2 separate regions of the Homo sapiens genome follow, and region 2 is linked to region 1. A link is an interaction called in ENCODE POLR2A ChIA-PET data of the cell type or tissue named here. Cell type or tissue: HCT116. All regions are shown on one strand. Links, peaks and the distances in the headings refer to the core of each region. The heading gives the core; the rest is flanking DNA.

Region 1 (5,371 bases), core at 119-5,118:
ATACTTCAGGGCCTGCATAACTCTTAGGGCTAATAATGTGATACCTATTTGAATTTGTTATTCCACATTGCTTTTCTGACTTCTGATCACCACTTAGTAGGTCCATTCTACTAAGAGCACCTTTGAGTTGCTCTTTGCCTCTGGATTTTTTATTGTATGAGACAAATAAACTCCTGTCTAAGCCAGTATTGATGAAGTTTTCTACTGCTTGCTAGAAAACTTGGTTGGTTTTTTTTCTTTGTTTGTTTGTTTTGAGAAAGTTCTGCTATGTTGCCCAGGCTGGAGTGCAGTGGCTCGATCTTGGCTCACTGCAACCTCAACCTTCCAGGTTTAAGAGATTCTCGTGCCTCAACCTCCCGAGTAGCTGGGAATACAGGTGCACACCACCACCCAGCTAATTTTTGTATTCTTAGTAGAGATGGAGTTTCACCATGTTGGCCAGGCTGGTCTTGAACTCCTGACCTCAGGTGATCCGACTGCCTTGGCCTCCCAAAGTGCTGGGATTACAGGTGTGAGCCACTGTGCCTGACTGAGAACTTGGTTTAGAATCATCTGAGAATTTGAGTCATGGGAAAGGATGAGGTTCATCTTGGAGGGTATGTAAGGAAACAAAACAAGATCAAATGCTTAATTCTGACAGAGGAGAAATTTGTGAAAAAGCTAAAGGGGAAATGGTAAAGGAAACATGAGAGAAAAGTCAAAGCCATCAAGGAAAGGAAGCTTTCCAATCAAGGAGGTGATGAAACCTGTCTGATGCAGGCAGTGTCAGACCTGCAAAAAGCACCTGGGTTTGTGGGCTGAGAGGTCACTGATGGTCTCAGCAGAAGCGGTTTCCATTCAGCCTGGAGAGCAGAGGCACCAAGCTAGGCCTTGGGCAAGAGGCACAGAGAAGACAAGTTACTACCCAAAGTCGTCTGTTTTCATAATTTTGAATACCCTAATTTTTTCCCTGGTTACCTTCTCTCTTGCTCAGGCACATTTTTGAGATAAGCATTTGTTTATAAGATGCTATATGATCAGGAGCTACAGTTGAGTTTCAGAGTTCTGCTTGCTGGCATGGAACACCTCCATCTAGCCAGAACAGGGCACTGTTGAGTTCAGCTGGATTTGCTTTTGGTCTGATTCATCCAAATAAGGCATGGACAGCTCCACATTCCTGAGGTTCTGTGTCTGCTGATATTTTCCACAGTTAGACAGTCCCACTCAACAGATAATGTCAGAAAAGGAACCCCCAGAATATCAGCTCCCCACTTAACAAACAAAACATGAACATTTGTATTCTTGAGTGTACATACCCCATGCCTGTGTAGATGAAATGACAAGAACTAGGACTTTGCTGTGACAATGCTGACGGTGACAAAAAGGCAGGACTTCAAATAGTAGCGAGAGGGAGGACAAGTCACAAGGATGTATTCATTTATTTGTTTTGAGACGAAGTCTCAGTCTGTCACCCACGCTGGAGTGCAGTGGCTCGATCTTGGCTCACTACAACCTCCACCTCCCAGGTTCAAGCGATTCCCCTGCCTTAGCCTCCTGAGCAGCTGGGACTACAGGAGCCCACCACCATACCAGGCTAATATTTGTATTTTTAGTAGAGACGGGGTTTCGCCATGTTGGCCAGGCTGGTCTTGAACTCCTGACCTCAAGTGATCCACCTGCCTCGGCCTCCCAAAGTTCTGGGATTACAGGTATGAGCCACTGTACCCAGCCGGATGTATTTATTTTTATTTTTATTTTTATTTTTGAGACAGGGTCTTGCTCTGTTACCCAGGCTGGAGTGTAGTGGCACCATCATGGCTCACTGCAGCCTCAACCTCCTGGGCTCAAGTGATCCTCCCATCTCAGCCTCCCGAGTAGCTGGGACTATAGGTATGCACCACCGTGCTTGGCTAATTTTTATTTTTAAAAATGTTTTGACCGGGCACAGTGGTTCATGCCTGTAATCCCAGCACTTTGGGAGGCTGAGGCAGGCGGATCACCTGAGGTCAGGAGTTCGAGACCAGCCTGACCAACATGATGAATCCCATCTCTACTAAAAATATAAAATTAGCTGGGCATGGTGGTGCATGCCTGTAATCCCAGCTACTTGGGAGGCTGAGGCAGGAGAATTGCTTGAAGCCAGGACGTGGAGGTTGCAGTGAGCCAAGATCACGCCATTCATTGACCTCCAGCCTGGGCTTCAAGAGTAAAACTCACTCTGTCTCAAAAAATAAATAAATAAATAAATAAATAAATAAATAAAAATAAAATAGGCCGGGCATGGTGGCTCACACCTGTAATCCCAGCACTTTGGGAGGCCGAAGTGGGTGGATCACCTGAGGTTGGGAGCTTAAGACCAGCCTGACCAACACGAGAAACCCCATCTCTACTAAAAATACAAAATTAGCCGGGAGTGATGGCGCATGCCTGTAATCCCAGCTACTTGTAAGGCTGAGGCAGGAGAATTGCTTGAACCCAGGAGGCGGAGGTTGCAGTGAGCCGAGATCAAGCCATTGCACTCCGTCAAGAGCGAAACTCTGTCTCAAACAAATAAAAATAAAAAATAAAAGAAAATACATATTTTTTTGTAGAAGCAGGGTTTCCCTCTGTTGCCCAGGCTGGTGTTGAACTCCTGGGCTCAACCGATCCTCCTGCCTTGGCCTCCCAAAGCACTGGCATTACAGGCGTGAGCCACCACGCCCAGCCTATTTATTATTCATTCATGCATTCATTTACTTTTTTTTTTTTGAGATGGAATCTCACCCCATCCCCCAGACTGGAGTGCAGTGGTGTGATCTCAGCTCACTGCAACCTCCGTCTCCCAAGCTTAAGTGATTCTCCTGCCTCAGCTTCCTGAGTAGCTGGGATTACAGATGCGCACCACCATGCCCGGCTAACTTTTGTATTTTTAGTAGAGACGGGGTTTCACCATATTTGTCAGGCTGGTCTTGAACTCCTGACCTCATGATCCACTCACCTCAGTCTCCCAAAGTGCTGGGATTACAGGCGTGAGCCACTGTGCCCAGCCCTAATTTTTGTACTTTTTAGTAGAGATGGGTTTTCCCTGTGTTGGCCAGGCTAGTCTTGAACTCCTGGCCTCAAGTGACCCACTTACCTCGGCCTCCCGAAGTGCTGCAATTACAGTGTGAGCCACCATGCCCAGCCCTGCCCAGTTAATTTTTGTATTTTTAGTAGAGATAGGGTTTCACTATGTTGTCCAAGCTGGTCTTGAACTCCTGACCTCAAATTATCCACCCGCCTCTGCCTCCCAAAGTGCTAGGATTACAGGCATGAGCCACCTCACCCGGCCTCATTCATTTACTTCTTTGGAGGAGTTCCTAACTGCTCTACGTTTTAGGATGGAGAGAGAAATGGTAAGAATTTATGCCTGAAGGCCTTGGGCATTTTTTTTCAGTGTCAGATGAGGACAAGTGGCTTTCTTAAGATCACAAAGCAAGAAGTGATGTGGAGTGGGGGGGAAAAAAGCAGTTTCCAGTTTGGCTTTGCTAACACTCATAAGCGATTACTCTGAACAAGAAGCCAGAGCTTTACTTTACGCATCTGTAAAATGGGGATAATGGGATGGTGATGAGAACAAAACAACATAGTCTAAATTTCCAACACAGGCTGAGCATGGCGGTTCACCTGTAATGCTAGAACTTTGGGAGGCCAAGGTGGGAGAATCCTTTAAGCCCTGGAGTTTGAGACCAGCCCTGATAACACAGCCAGAACCAGTTTCTGTTAAAAAAATTTAAATTAGCTGGCACAGTGGCTTGTGCCTTTAGTCCCAGACATTTGGGAGGTTGAGGAGGGAGGAATGCTTCAGTCCAAGAGTTCGAGGTTACAGTGAGCTAGGATTGCACCACTGCACTCCAGACTAACCAACAGAGTGAGACCCTATCTCAAATAAATAAATTCCTAACACGTTGGCTCATGGTTATTAACAATGGCAAGAGGCCAGAAACTGTACTTCATCTATCAGATGAATTATCATTTTTGTCTCACCACAACCCTATCCTGGTTGTGCAGATGAAGAAACTGAGTTTTAGAAACATTAAACAACGTCCAGGTGCAGCAGCTCACGCCTATAATCCCAGCACTTTTGGGAGGCTGAGGCGGGTGGATCGCTTGAGTCCAGGAGTTTGAGACCAGCCTGGGCGATGTGGCGAAACCCCATCTTTACAAAACACACACACACAAAATGAGCTGGGTGTGGGTGCATGCCTGTAGTCCCAGCTACTTGGGAGGCTAAGGTGGGACGCTTGCTCGAGCACGGGAAGGGGAGGTTGCAGTGAGCCGATAACACACCACTGCACTTCCAGCCTAGGTGAGAGTGAGACCTTGTCTCAAAAAAACAAAAAGAAACATTAAATAATATCCTTAATATTGCAACTTAAGTGACAGCCCAGGATATATGAATTCCCTTGTAAGGTTTTCTTAACAAAACACCAGTCACATAAGTGCATTTTATTTTATATTTTTGTTTATTTATTTGAGACGGAGTCTCTGTCTCTCAGGCTGGAGTGCAGTGGCGCCATCTCTGCTCGCTGCAACCTCCACCTCCTGGGTTCCAGCGATTCTCCTGCCTCAGCCTCCCGAGGGGGTAGCTGGGACTACAGGTGCGCACCACCATGCCCAGCTAATTTTGTATTTTTCGTAGAGATGGGGTTTCACCATGTTGTCCAGGCTGGTCTTGAACTCCTGACCTCAGGTGATCCTCCCGCCTCGGCCTCCCAAAGTGCTGGAATTACAGGCGTGATCCACCGCACCCGGCCTATTTTTTGAGAGAGGGTCACACTCTGTCGTCCCGGCTGGAATGCAGTGATGCGATCACCGCCCACTACAGCCTCGACCTCCGGGCTCAAGCAATCCTCCCCGCCCAGCCTCCTGAGTAGCGAGCGCCTCGACGCCCAGCTAATTTTTATTTTTATTTATTTTTTTGTAGAGACGGCGTCTCTCTAAGATGCCCAGGCTGGTGGCCGGTGTCGAACTCCTAAGATGAAGCGATCCTCCCCGGCCTTGGCCTCCGCGCCTCCTAAAGCGCCAGGTATGAGCCACCGCGCCTGGCCTACAAGTGCATTTTAATTAAAGTATTATTAATGTCTTTGCCTGAAGAAATTCGCTTTTAAATTGTGACTTATCTTTCACCCAAAAATCAAAGCACAATTCAGCCCCGAGGCGGGGGCGGTAGGAGCTGGGCGGGGCGGGGGCAGGGAAAGACCAGGAGCAGAGATTCAAAAAGAGTAAGAGGGCAAAATGTGCATAATGCATCTTCACAGGTAAGAGCCTGGCCAGGCTCCTGTTTTAATGGCTTCCTCCTGAAGAAGATTCAAGCAGAGTGTAAGATATTTTCGGAAAGTAGAGCATTTTGAAAGCATTTCATAATCTCTCA
Region 2 (5,371 bases), core at 210-5,209, 280 kb after region 1:
AACTTTCCAAAATTAGATGAAAAACAGGACTTCTGGTCTTTGAGAGAACTTTTGATTTAAAGGAAGAGAGTGAATCCCTGTGTCCTGGGGGCCATCTTCCTTGTTTTTGTGGATGCACCGGAGCAGTTGTGTGTCCCCTGTGTTACATAAGGTGTGCTGTGTTTATTTTTTAATTTTTAAAATATTTTAAAAATTTTTGTAAGGATGAAGTCTCTCTATGTTGCCCACGCTGGTCTTGAACTCCTGGCCTCAAGCGATCCTCCTGCCTTAGCCTCCCAAAGTGTTGGGACTATGGGCATGAGCCACTGCACTGGGCCGCCATGCTGTATTTAGGATTAGGCATCCAGAGTTCTCAGCATAAGAGACTAGCAGGTGAATAGCTAACGTTTACTTGGTGCCTGCTATGTGCAAGCAAGTCTCTGTGCCTCTTTGGACCAAAAGTACGCTGGTATTTGGGATAGCACAGGAGTGGGGAAGTTGGGGGCCAGGTCTAGCTGCAATAGGGTCCATGTGGCAGGAGCTGCTTGGAGGGTGATGACTTGAGTTGGTGCCAGATGGGGCAGGGTCACCCGTGCACCCGTGGTAGCACTTCCTGGATGATATAGGAGAGGCACACAACTCGCTGCCCGCATCCTTAGGCTGCCCACCCTGCTTCCTTGAGAACTACCACAGGCACACACCAGGGAGCCAACATTTAAAAATGTTTAAAAGGTAGAGATTTCTTACCAAACTCATACCAAAAAAAGAAAAAAAGTAAAGGGAAACCAGTAAATTTTTTTTTTTTTTTTTGAGACGGAGTCTCGCTGTGTTGCCCAGGCTGGAGTGTAGTGCCGTGATCTCAGCTCACTGCAAGCTCTGCCTCCCAGGTTCACGCCATTCTCCTGCCTCAGCCTCCTGAGTAGCTGGGACTACAGGCTCCTGCCACCACGCCTGGCTAATTTTTTGTATTTTTAGTAGAGATAGTATTTCACCGTGTTAGCCAGGATGATCTTGATCTCCTGACCTTGTGATCCGCCACCTTGGCCTCCCAAAGTGCTGGGATTACAGGCATGAGCCACTGTGCCCGCCTTTTTTTTTTTTTGAGACAAGTTTGGTGCTTGTTGCCCAGGCTAGAGTGCAATGGTGTGGTCTTGGTTCACTGCAATCTCCGCCCCCCGAGTAGCTGGGATTACAGGCATGAGCCACCACGCCCAGCTAATTTTTTTGTATTTTTAGTAGAGATGGGGTTTCACCATGTTGGCCAGGCTGGTCTTGAACTCCTGACCTCAGGTGATCCACCCGCCTTGGCCTCCCAATGTGCTGGGATTACAGCCATGAGCCACTGCGCCTGGCCAATTATTTTCAATAATATATTTTATTTACCCCTCCGTACCCAAAACATTATTACATCAGTATATAATCAATATAAAAATCGTTGAGCTACATAGCATTCTTTCTTTGCCTACCTCTGAAACCCTGTGTATAGTTTGCACTCACACATTTCAATGTGGGCTCATCACATTTTGCATACTCAGTAGTCCTGTGGCCAGTGGCTGCCATAGGGACAGAGCAGCCCCAGGAGTCTCACTGTGGGGTTTGAGGTACAGTTTCTTATGGAGCCCTTGTCTCTGTGCATGCGCTAACTTTGCATGTGGCCTGGGACGGCCTTCTTCTCCCTCCTGAGGCTGGCCTGCCCTCTGACACCCTGGCACTAGTGGCACTTCTAGGTTTTGTTTTCAGTCTTGAAGTCCTCCCAGGGTGGTCCGAACTGATGGTGAGAGCCCTGCTTCCTGGGGATTGGCCTCACTTCTGCCATCAGGAAAACCACTGAGTTACTCCATGTATTTCAGGAGAACCTCATTTGTCTAGGGAGGCAATGGGTAGGATGTTAGAAACAAGGGCACTGGGGTCTGACCGTCTAGATTGCCATGTGGACAGTGCAACTCACACGCCCTCAGGCCAGGCCTTTCACTTTCCCATGCCTCAGTTTACCCATCTGTAAGAAGGGAACTCCCCAGAACACATGGAAACCTCCTGGAGGTGACTGTTCTCAGGGTTGTATATGTGGTCTGTTGTATATGAACTTGAAGCGTGTGAAACTGCAGGATGACATGCAGCTCTGGTGCCCTTGGAGCTCAGGGGTCGCGTGTTCCCACCCTTATTTAGAGAAGCGAAGTGTGTCTGGTGCAGGCCCTTCACCTGAGTCGTTCTGTGGGTGCCTGAGCCAGGTAAAGGTCCTCTCAGCCTGTTTCCATGGCGGCCTCAGCTGTTTCCTCAAGTGCCCCCATGCCTGCCCTTCCACTGTGCTAAACTGAGATGGTGTTGACTTCTCAGCCCAGGACCCAGGGATCTCCCCCAGCCAGAGTCTGTGTGCGGAAAGTTCCAGAGGCCTCAGTGCAGGCTCCCTGTCGGAGAGTGCAGTTGGGCCCGTGGAGGCATGCTGCCTGGTCATCCTGGCTGCAGAGAGCAAGGTGAGACTTTCTCGCCCCACTTACTCAGAACTGGCTCCTCCCAGACCCTGCTCATGGCCAGCCCCACCCTGGCCACACCCAGCACAGTGCTGGGCACTGCTGGGTGCCCCAGCTACTTCCTCTGCCATTGCCTGTCCCTGCCTCACCCTAGTCTCCACCCAGCCCCACCTCTCTCTGCTCAACCCTGCCCCAGGCATTGCCCCCATCCTGGCCCTGCCCACAGCTCCTCTGCGCATGACTGCATCCCAGGTCCTGCCCCAGGCCCAGGCTCCCCACCGGTTCCCACCCCTGTGCCTTCTGACCCTCCTACCTCCAACCCCCAGCAACTTCTCTGAGACCACCTGGCCACTGAGCTTTTTGCTTATCATTCTTCAAGGTGCCCCCACGCTGATGGGCGGGCAGCGGCGGTCACCTGTGCATCCTAGACCTGCCTGGTGTTAAGGACTGTGCTTGCAGATTCCTCACAACCTGGAAGAGCCAAGGGCTGGGCCCTTGTAGGCTAGGATTTGGGGCCCCCTCAGCCACCCAATAGCTGTGGGGCCTTGGCAGTCACTTAACACCTTTGTTTAATTTCCATATCTGTAAAATGGATGCTAGTGACCACCCACCTTAAATATCCTCTAATGAGCATTTCTCAGTGTTGGTGCTACTGTCATTTTTAGCCGGATAATTTTCCATTGTGGGAGGCTGCCCTGTGCACTGTAGGGTGTTGAGCAGCATCCCAGCTTCTCCCCTTGTGACAGCTGAAAATGTCTCCAGATATTGCTACATGTCCCCTGGGAGGGGTACAAAAATTGCCCCAGTTGAGAGCCTCTGCTTTAGACAGCACACTGTTATAAAACTGTTTTATAGCTGTTAGAAATGCCTCCAGGTGGGCTGTGATACTGATGGTATCTCCTCTCACCTCTTTCCTGGGCTGGGATAGGGTTGTGAGGGTGTTGATAGGTCAGGTTAATGGAAAGAAGACGTTGGACTGGCAGCTAACACTTGTGCCCTGCACAGTCCCCTCACACTTGCAATACCACCCCTGGGCCACATGGCAGTCCTAGATAGAGTCCTGGGGCAGTTGGCTGGGTCTCTCTTTTGACACCCCTTTGGGTCAGTGAAAGGCAGAGGGACACATTCTGGTATCCACTCTTCATTCATGTTTATTGAGCATCTGGGCTGCCCCAGGTATCCTGGAAGCCGCCTGGGAAGGCGCAGTCTCCAGCCAGACTGACCGAGCAGCTGCTGTCCCCCACTGCAGGTCGCTGCGGAGGAGCTTTGCTGTCTGCTAGGCCAGGTCTTCCAGGTTGTTTACACGGAGTCCACCATCGACTTTCTGGACAGAGCGATATTTGATGGGGCCTCTACCCCGACCCACCACCTGTCCCTGCACAGCGGTATGTTGAGTGAGAGTGGGCAGCGGGTGGGAGCAGGGACAGGAGGGGCTACTGCAGTGGCCCCCAGCTCCCCATGAGTTACTCCTGGAATAGCGCAGTTACTGCCGTGACATGGTGGCCTTTTGTTTCCAGACTTTGCTGTTCACATTAGCCCATAGGGTTTCATGAAGGCAGAAGTGTCACCTGTCCTTGAGAGAGTTGCACCAGGTCAGCGCTATGGCTTCCTGGAATAAATTTGGGGTCTGTGAACACTTTTTTGGAACCACTTGTGGCTAAAGTCACTTCACTTAACTCGGAACAAAGAGCTTGGAGAAGGCTCCTAGCACTGGGGCCTGTGATGGAATTGGGGAGGCTGAGAGTGGGTCTGGGGAGCCTCCTTTTCAGTATGCCCAGACTATGGCTGCTCTTAATGTGAAACTCCTTCCAGGACCATGGCCAGACCCATGGGAAGCTGCTCAGGCTGCCCTGGGAGGCCAGCTGGCAGTGGTGGAGCAGTGGCAGATGGGGAAGAATGGAAGGTACCCCAGAGCTGTCTCTTCCTGCATGGCCCACACAGCATTTTCAGGAGTCTGTTAGTCCATTGAAAACACTTCATCAGCAAGCTCACTTGAGTTAAGTCTTCAAAAACATCATCTGTTTTTCAGATGTATTACTTATTGAGGATTAATGGGTTATATAAATTGAGGTGCATAAAAAGCTGTTGGAGGCTGGGTGTGGTGGCTCATGCCTGTAATCCCAGCACTTTGGGAGGCTGAGGCGGGCGGATCACCTGAGGTCGGGAGTTCAAGACCAGCCTGACCAACATGGAGAAACCCTGTCTCTACTAAAAAATACCAAGAAAAAAAAAAAGGCTGTTGGAAACAGTGCGGCTTGTTGAGTACAATTTCTTCTTTTTACGGAGATAAGTCCCAGCCCTCTGCCCTTTCCCCAGTAACTCGCACATCTCAGTGAAGAGAGTAAATGGTGGAGAAGCCTGTGCTGGTGTGAGGGCTGCTCCTCAGTGCCTCCTTCTTCCCTTTCTTGCTGCTGGTGCCAGAGCCCTTTGTGGGCACTACACGCCTTGTGTTGGCCCAGCAGCTGCAGAGAGACAGCTGCTGAGCTCTCAGGCATCCTCTCTATCTCATTTAGTCCTCGGTGGCCCAGCGAGATAGGTGCAATCTTCATCCCCATTTTAGAGATGGGGAAGTGGAGGCTTAGAAGTCAACAGCTTATCCAGAGGAATGTACCATATGAGTAGCAGATGATTTATCGAGCTGTAATTAAACATTCAGTTTTAGTGCGACTGGTTTGGCCCTTGTGCTTTAAAATTCCCAAAGGGCCTTTTTTTCTTTAATAATTTTTTTTTTACTGAGAAGTACACAAGTCATACATGTACAGTTGAATGAATTTTCATAAAGTAAACACATCATGTAACACCACTACTGGGGGTTGCTGAAGTGGGCTTCTTCCCCTGCCAGCCTTTCCCAAGACCTCCCCGTGGGATCCACACACAGATGTGCACACGTTACGCACATGCATGCATTCTCTGCTTATTTCTGC

The links. ChIA-PET counts read pairs that join two places held together with the same protein. Peaks named below come from ENCODE experiments on the same cell type or tissue, not always from the same donor. Only the 100,000 strongest peaks of a DNase experiment are listed, where the experiment ranks them.
Region 2: POLR2A ChIA-PET joins it to region 1 with 5 read pairs; 2 of 35 experiments call an interaction of 5 or more read pairs at or near these places.

What each region holds. Positions count from the first base shown.
Region 1 is chr7:44,790,672-44,796,042 of GRCh38, forward strand. It overlaps LOC105375259 (a long non-coding RNA gene), which reads right to left. Exons shown (of 2, transcript XR_007060300.1): 2 at 4,445-4,753. Among named protein-coding and RNA genes, the nearest start is that of PPIA, 3.3 kb to the right of the region's middle. In HCT116, for the core only: no CTCF peak of the experiment used is centred there; no DNase peak of the experiment used is centred there; H3K4me3 peaks cover 553 bases; H3K27ac peaks cover 319 bases.
Region 2 is chr7:45,066,130-45,071,500 of GRCh38, forward strand. CCM2 (CCM2 scaffold protein) reads left to right here. Exons shown (of 10, transcript NM_031443.4): 5 at 2,314-2,450; 6 at 3,697-3,832. Among named protein-coding and RNA genes, the nearest start is that of NACAD, 20 kb to the right of the region's middle. In HCT116, for the core only: CTCF peaks have their summits at 3,475 and 3,677; a DNase peak (open chromatin) is centred at 2,552; H3K27ac peaks cover 803 bases.